2 separate regions of the Homo sapiens genome follow, and region 2 is linked to region 1. Evidence: chromatin loops called from intact Hi-C (ENCODE). Cell type or tissue: tibial artery. All regions are shown on one strand. Each heading gives the region's core, and the rest is flanking DNA. Links, peaks and the distances in the headings are about the cores only. Region 1 overlaps ADGRV1 (adhesion G protein-coupled receptor V1). Region 2 holds the start of LOC107986432 (a long non-coding RNA gene).

Region 1 (4,406 bases), core at 126-4,125:
TTACCAACACAGAAAAGTTACAAATATGGAAAGGGAGAAAACTGGAATTAACCCCGTGATGTTGGGTTGGAATTAGAAGCATTGAAATGAACTAATGAATTTCAATATATAGAGATAGATAGAGTAAAACAGATCTAAATGTGTTTGTGTGTGCATATGCATGTGTATCCTCTATCTACTAAGAGAGCTTAGGAGCAGCAACAGCAGTGACCATACCTAGCCCCAGATCACAGTTTCTAAATACCATTCTCCCCTAAAAGAAACCAGGACTGGGGCAGAGAATATTTGAAACATCTTGGGCCAAAAAGCAAACAACTGCTAGTAGAATGATGAGGATATAACCAAAGTCACAGAAACCATCTTGAAAGGGCTCCTGCTAGGGACAACTTGGCATCGAAATAAACAATGATAGTGGCCGGGTACCATGGCTTATACCAGTAATCCCAGCACTTTGGGAGGCCAAGGCATGCGGATCGCTTGAGCCCGGAAGTTCAAGACCAGCCGGGGCAACATGGCGAAACCCCATCTATACAAAAAGTACAAAAATTAAGTGGGCGTGGTGGCATGCGCCTATAGTTTCAGCTACTTGGGAGGCTGAGAGGTGGCAGGATGGCTTGAGCCCAGGAGGTCAAGCCTGCAGTGAGCTGTGACAACACCACCACACTCCAGTCTGGGCAATGGAGAAAGACTTTGTATGACCCTATGTGAAAGAAAAGGAGAGGAAAAAGAAAAGAGAAAGAAAACAAAAAAGGAAAGAAGGAAGCAGGGAGGGAGGAAGGAAGGATGGAAGGAAGGAAGGAAGGGGAAAAGAAAGAATAATGGATAATATGCTAAATAAGCAGGAATATATTAGTCTACATTAGAAGATAAATAAGTGGATAAATCAAACATTTGATAAGGAAAAAGATATTTACATAGTTTCAAAGAAATGCCACATATAAAACTTCTTAATTACACAGGGGAAAATGCTAACTTTACAGTGAAGAATTTGTGCAGCCATCATCTTAATCAAGTGACCAAAATGAACATCTTCAGTAACGGGAAAAATTGAGTTCTTGCGTCACCTTATAGAATGCTGTAAGATGAACTCAGCATCCCTTCTGTGATTTCTAACGGCTTATAATCTAAATCTAATCACGAGAAAAATCAAATAAACTCAAATTTAAGGACACTGCAAGAAAAACTGGCTGGTAATCATCAAAAGTGTCAGGGTTACAAAAGTCAAGGACACACAGAAGACCCATTTGGGATTAAGAATCTACGAAGACGTGTCAACTATACACGACTGGATCTCTGGATCTCTCTGCTAAAAAGGAAATTACTGGTATAATAAAATGGAATCTGAGAATGATAGTACTATATCAGTGTTAATTTCCTAATTTGATGGCATCATGTTTATGTAGGAAAATGTCTTTGTAGAAAATACACATTATTCAGAGGGTAATGGGGGATCAGATTCACAATTTTCAATTAATTCAGGGAAAAAAAAACTTTCTCATTGTACTCTACTTGCACGTCTTCTGTATGTTTGAGATTGTTTCCAAGTAAAATTAAATTTGAAAATTGCTAAAGTTGTAAGCAACTGTTTAAATTTCCATAGTGGACGAGGATTTTAGGTGTTAATTGATGATAGTGGGTAAAGAAGGGCTTTGAGGTCTGTCATGAAAGTTGTCAGTGGTGTGGTCTACCCTGATGTCTTTCAACAGCTTGAAAATGTGTTTATTTGTGGCTGCAAAGATCCGATTCACTTTCTAAATCTTATATAACTTGTCACTTAAATATTAAGATCGCCTCTATATGGTTATTATTCTAAAACTCAGATAGCAAAGAAAACTCAAAATAGACAAGTGGAAAGGGTAATAAAGTCCCTTGGCCCTGAGAAAATCTATTCTGAAAACGTCTGAAACAAACTGCATTAGAACATGTGTAGAATAAGTTTAGTTGATCATTATGAATCAGTCACTTCATCTTTGCTCTTAAACTTACCAATAAATTTTGGTGTCTTCTCAGTCAGAAAAAAGATGTGAGTACAGGTTTTTCCAACACACACACACGTGCGCATGCACACACACACACACGCACACACGCACGATGTTATATAATTTCTGTTCTTAAGTGCCTGGTTGGAATATGCTAATTTCGGGAGCACACTACTGCCTGCCATTTTCTGGTGGAACAGTCTTTTAAGGAGATTTCTACAAATCCATTGTTGCTTTGTGGTACTTACTGAACAGTCCAGCAGGTGGTAGTCTAGGAGAGGAACAGTTCTCATCCTCCCCCAGCCATCCCTGGGCCTACCAGCAGCCCCATTTGCAAAACAGAATGTGGACTCAGCAATGTGCCTTCTCCCCTCTGGCATAAGAATGGGATTTCCAAGGTTGTTCTCTCAAAATGGGCACTAGAATACCACAGAAAGAAGCCAAAAATAACTGTGTATACATGTGACTGTGCAGTATTCTGAAGCTCAAAAATTCTTTTTTTTTTATTTCTAGAAATTCCACTGATTTTATATCTCTTTGCTCTGATTTCCGTGACATGGCTTTGGGGAGGACTACACATGGCCTACAGACACTTCTGGATGTTGGTTCTCTTTGTCATTTTCAACAGTCTGCAGGTAAGCCTTACAATTTGGTTAGTGACAACATACATTTATCTTAATGAACACAAGGCATAGAATTTCAATATTAAAGAGTCAAGCATCCACACACAGGTGAATTTGTGTACATAATAACATCATATAGAGTTGTAAAATAAAATGATAGGAACCTAAATCCTTAACATTTGAAATATGACTGGGATTCTAACTTGCTCATTATACAATTAGGGAAGACAAAATATTTATTCTCCTTCATTTTGAACATCGAAGTAACTACACAAACATATTTCTTTTTCAGTAGGATTGATGTTTATCAACTTTGCAAATGGCAGTCATGTAAGATCAATGCACATATTTGGATTGTGGCTGGGTCTAGAAATTAGATCAATTGAGGAGTGAAATAGTGATGTTCAAGCAGTCCCCTCTTAAGTGTGATGCTTAGTGAAATGAGAGTGTTTGGTTCACTAAAACATGACTGACATCCCCTAAGTCCAGCAGTGCCCAGCTTAAATTAGTTTTATAAGCATGCTTGGATAACTAGAAATTATATAACTGCAGCAAAAATGAAAGCTGAGATTTTTAGTACTTTTGTTAAATGGAAAAATGTTGCACCCTGATATTAACAAATGGAACAAATGAACACATTTTCCTTGTTTTCCAAAGTGAAACGATCTGTCCTAGACTAAAAGAATTTCTTAAATTTATTAAATTATCTCTAAATAGTCCTTCTTTTGGCTACCATCTTGCAAGGATCATGTGTGGCAAACACACAGACATATACACACCTTCAGAATTGTAGCATACAATTGAAATGTGACTCCAGTCATTTTTTAGGTTTGCACCTGAGCAGACAAACTCTTCAGTTAGATCATAGCTTACATGATGGTGCCTAATCAAGGACATTATCAACTTAGGAAGGGGAAAATACAAAACAATTAAAAGTTTAGAACCAAGTTGCTACAAGTTTCTATATAGACAACTGTCTGTGGTTATAGTTACAGGTGAGCACTTACTATTGCCAGGTGGTAAAGAAGACAGTCCGGCCTCTCTGGGATCTGATGATTCAAAGAGTGAACAATCAGCTCTAAGAATCTAGTATGGCAGGTGCCATGTAAAGAGAGCATTTTGAGAGTGAGTAGGGGCCTGTTGACCATCAGGGCAGAGCCATCAGGGCAGAGGCTCAGTCTTGGTCACCTTTAGATCCCTAGGGCCTAGTGGAACTAAGAACAAGGTCCAAACTGACAGCCTGCAGGTGTGTTTTGCTTGGCAGACACACAGTGTTATATGAAAGATTGTTTTAGATTTTCAAATAGTTGCTTCAAACTTTTAAAATTGAGAATTTTCACATTAAAAACCTGAATTGCTGGCTTTTTTTGAAGGCAGTATTTGCATGGCAGCAATTTCCAAGCCCTGAGCAGACCTGATATACTTCATTCATTTTACTTGCCCCTGAGATTATGACACATTTAATGCTTATTAAATAATAAATGAGTGTATGGTTAGAGATGGGAATTTCAGGCAGAGAAAACTGTTAGCCAAGGCTGCAAGAAGGGAAAATGACTAATCTCGCCTAGATTAAGCAACGTGTTGAGAAGGAAAAAGAAAGGTCTTGCAATTAGAGAAGAAGTTGTAGGAGAGGAGACAGAAAGGGTAGATTGGTTTAAACGCCGGCTTTCCATGCTTGGGATGCTGAGCTTCAATCTTTAAGCAAGGGGAAGCCATCGAAGTTGTGATTTTTCTTTGTATTGTTCTAATTTTTTTAATTTTGTCAATTAATTTTTTTTTCATTTTGAATGGGATGACATGTTTG
Region 2 (4,406 bases), core at 154-4,153, 160 kb after region 1:
AGTACCAAAACCAGTTAAAGACATCATGAGAAAGAAAACTATAGATTAATCTCTCCTGAACATAGACAAAAGGAAAAAAATCATTAAACTATTAGAAAATCAATCCTGCAATATATAAAGAGGATTAATATGTCATGACTATGACCATGTATTTGTAATTGCGGGATTTCAAACTTGATTTGACATTCAAAATCAGTTGATATGGCCAGGCACGGTGGCTCATGTTTGTAATCCCAGCACTTTGGGAGGCCAAGGTGGGTGGATCACCTGAGGTCAGGAGTTTGAGACCAGCCTGGTCAACATGGTGAAACCCTGTCTCTATTAAAAATACAAAAATTAGCCGGGTGTGGTGGCACGCGCCTATAATCCCAGTTACTTGGGAGGCTAGGGCAGGAGAATCACTCTAACCTGGGAGGCAGAGGTTGAAGTGAGCCAAGATTATGCCATTGCACTCCAGCCTGGGCAACAAAGCGAGACTCTCTCAAAAAAAAAAAAAAAAAAACAATCAGTTGATGTAATTCACCATATTAATAGAATAAAGAAGAAAAAATATATAATCATTTTAATAGACACAGAAAAGGTATTTGGCAAATTTCAACACCCTTTCATGGTAAAACTCTCAACAAATAGGATGGAAAAGAGAATCCTCAATCTGATAAAGGACACCCGTGGAAAACCTAGAGCTAACATCACACATCATATTGAAATATTGAGTATTTCCCCTCCAAAGACAAAGGGATGGTCTGCATTTATCACATATATTCAACAAAGTACCGGAAATCCTAGTCATTACAATAAGGCAAGAAAAAAAATACAAAGCAAGATTGGAAAGGAGGAAGTAAAACTGTATTTACCCATCAACATGATTGTGCATATAGAAAAGTTTAAGGAATCCCAAATAAACTACTGAGACAAATAAGTGAATTTAGCAAAATTATAGAAAATAAGGTCAATATTAAAGAATCAATTGTATTTCTAGATACTAGCCAAGATCCCTTGGATATGAAATTAAAGAAACAATTACATTCACAACAGCACCAAAAAATATGAAATAGGGATAAATTAAACTGTTCAATGTCCTTAGTCTTGTCCTTAGTCTTCAGGAAACTGCAAGTTAAAATCACAATGATATACCTCTGCAAACCCACTAAAATGACTAAAATTATATACTTAATCATACAACCCAGCCATTTTCTCCTAGATATTTGCCCAAGAGAAATGAATACTACATAAAGATTTACATACAAATGTCCATAGCAGCTTTACTCAAAATAGCCCTAAAGTGGATACAATCCGAATGTTCATCAGCAAAAAAATGGATAAACTAATTGTGGTGTATTCATAAAATGAAATAAAACTCAGTTGGGGAAAAACAGAAAACACAAGTTACACATGCATGCAACAACATCGATGAATCTCAAAAAGTTTATGCTAAGTAAGAAAGCCAGGCCAAAAAGAGTACACACTGTTTACAGAATAATCTGAAAAAGGCAAAAGCAATCTATCATGTTAGAAAGCAGATCAGTTGCTTGCGACTCAGGTTGGAGGCAGAACTGACTGAAAAGAGGTATTAGGGAGGCCTGTGGGTGACGGGGAGAATGCTCCATATCTTATAGTAGTGGTTTACTCAAGCATATACGTTCATCAAGATTGTATGCTTAGAATGGGTGCATTTTATCGTATGTAAATTATAACTCACTGTAGTTCTTTAAAGGTAGCTTCATAAGAAAAAGAACTAATCCATGGCTGACAATAGTATTTTTCATTACAGAGCTTAGAAAAGAGGGGCTCTTAGGGGTACATCATTGAAAAACTTTTTTTTTTCAACTACAAACCCAATTCCACTGTGTGTTACAAATTAACATGGCTGATAAAAGCATTCTGGTTAGCCTGATAAGAAAGATAAATAAATCACACTGAAATCAAACCACTAGGATTCTTGTTAGGCTCAAGAGCTGGTAAAGAAGCCCTGTCCCTCAGGAATATAGTGGTGCTGGAGATGCAACCACCACAGAAAATAAAACCCAAAGGGCTGGGGAAGAGGTGAAAAGAGGATAGTGTGAATACCAACCTGGATCCTTTGCTGGGAACTCTTGTTATCTTGTTCTGTATTTATCCAGTGCTGTATTTAGAAAAGATTAAATCAAAACTGTGAAATTAAAACATGATGAGTGACAGTTCTGAGAGACAACAGCTGTGGCACTAGATTTTCATCATGTCAGGCCTGAGATCTGTATTTCAGGTCACTTTTTTCCATTGGCACTGATCCTGAAGGACAAAAATTATCTTTCTATTGGCTCTTTTCTAAACCACCTGTTGCCTCCATGAGGTAGAAGATTAATAGAGTTTAAATGGGAAGTGAGCCATTTCAAAGGTCTGGGTTGAATGGGGTCTTCATAGAGCACTCACCTCAGGAGTTTAGGCAAAATATTATCTGGTGTCACCAGCAATAATAATTTCCATGTGTTGTATTCCCCTTCTAGGTAGAGAAAACTTTTGAATCACAATACACATTTCAAATGCAAACCCACAATTAGAGAGTTGAACAAATATCTATTGTTTTCTAAGGTATATGAAAAAATATATCTTTTGAAACAGTTATTCCTAATCATTGTCAAATAAATCCCAAGTAACTAATTTAAGGCATTATGAGAATGTACCTTTCTTCCTTCTTTTTTTTGAGATGAAGTCTCGCTCTGTCACCCAGGCTGGAGTGCAATGGCGCGATATCGGCCATTCTATGGGTGTATTTTATTGTATTCACTGCAACCTCCGCCTCCTGGGTTCAAGCGATTTTCCTGCCTCAGCCTCCTGAGTAGCTGGGATTACAGGCGCCCGCCACCACGCCCGGCTTTTTTTGTATTTTTAGTAGAGACGAGGTTTCACCTTGTTGGCCAGGCTGGTCTTGAACTCCTGACCTCGTGATCCACCCACGTTGGCCTCCCAAAGTGCTGGGATTACAGGCATGAGCCACCACACCTGGCCCCTTTTTTCCTTCTTAATAAATGCCTAGGCCAGGGGTGGTGGCTCATGCCTGTAATCCCAGCACTTGGGGAGGCCCAGGCATGTGGATCACTTGAGGTCAGAAGTTGGAGACCAGCCTGGCCAACATGGTGAAACCCCATCTCTACTGAAAATACAAAAATTAGCCAGGCATGGTGGCGCACACCTATAATCCCAGCTACTCAGGAGGCCGAAGCATGATAATCACTTGAACCCGGAAAGCGGAGGTTGCAGTGAGCCGAGATGGTGCCACTGCATTCCGGCCTGGGCAGCAGAATGAGACTCCATCTCAAGAAAAAAAAAATGTGTAATTTCAAAAGTCATGAAACTACCCTTGTCTGTAAAATAAGGTCTTGATAAATGGTTAAATATCAATATTTGGATAAGCTGATTCTGGCATATCTGTATGATGGAATACTATCAGCAATAAAAAGGAACAGACTACTGATGTACTCAGGAAAACTGATAAATCTCAAATTCATTACGCTAAATGAAAAAAAAAAGCCTACATACTCTCTGATAACAGTTACATGGAATTCTGGAAGAGGCAAAATTATACAGAAAAAAAAAACAGATGAGTGATTTCCAGGGGCTGCAGGGCAGGGGTGTGTTTGACTTCAAAAGGATACGAGGTTGGAGGGAGGTAGGAGGGACTTTGAGGAGTGAAGGAACTACTTGGTATTTTGATTGTGGTGGTGGTTACATGACTGTATGCGTTTGTCAAAGCTTACAAAACTATGCACTAAAATGCATAAAAATTACTGTACCTAAATCATACTTTATCTTTTTCAAAATAATATTTCAAAGAACTATTTTTTAAAAAATGTGTTTTAATTTGAAGGAGGTATTTATGGTCATCACAGGTACTGCAGATCTGGAAATCCTCATTACACTCTAAATGTGCAAAATGAGTCATCAGGCTGTTCTATTAATAGAAAGTGAACTGCATGAACCACAATATTTTAGTAAGGATATAAGCCTTATGAAGAGTTGTAGATACCATTGTTGCGGGGAGTTTGCTTTGTTTTGTTTTGTTTTGTTTTGTTTTCACCTGTGTTTAGATGTAGTGAGTAAGAATGAGATGTATTGTATATTTGAAATTTGCTCTTTTACATTTAAGGAATTAGGACATTGGATTGAAAGAAAACTAGGAATTTTTCACCAGTAGATTGCTACATTTAGTTTTGGAATGCTCTATATGTGTCTTTTAATTATCTTCATAAATTGTTAAAAGTGGATAGATTGTTTAGCTTGTGCCTATAAATCCTAGCTTTACAACCTGAAAATGTATTTACACACCTATTTCTTCATCTTTTTCTCTGATAAAGCTCTAATAAGTTTATCAGAGAAATTCTATTGAAGAGCCATGAATTTTCCAACTGAAAGTTTCTGCTAAATGATGA

What was found. Hi-C counts contacts between places; a loop is a spot of excess contacts. Peaks named below come from ENCODE experiments on the same cell type or tissue, not always from the same donor. Only the 100,000 strongest peaks of a DNase experiment are listed, where the experiment ranks them.
Region 2: it touches region 1 in a loop (2.8-fold over the local background); 3 of 110 quality-filtered maps call a loop at or near these places.

Annotation. Positions count from the first base shown.
Region 1 is chr5:91,099,727-91,104,132 of GRCh38, forward strand. ADGRV1 (adhesion G protein-coupled receptor V1) reads left to right here. Exons shown (of 90, transcript NM_032119.4): 87 at 2,493-2,614. Among named protein-coding and RNA genes, the nearest start is that of LUCAT1, 210 kb to the right of the region's middle. In tibial artery, for the core only: a CTCF peak has its summit at 2,237 (motif pointing right); a DNase peak (open chromatin) is centred at 2,195; H3K27ac peaks cover 544 bases.
Region 2 is chr5:91,262,592-91,266,997 of GRCh38, forward strand. LOC107986432 (a long non-coding RNA gene) reads right to left here and starts at 2,682. Exons shown (of 7, transcript XR_001742795.2): 1 at 2,072-2,682. In tibial artery, for the core only: no CTCF peak of the experiment used is centred there; no DNase peak of the experiment used is centred there.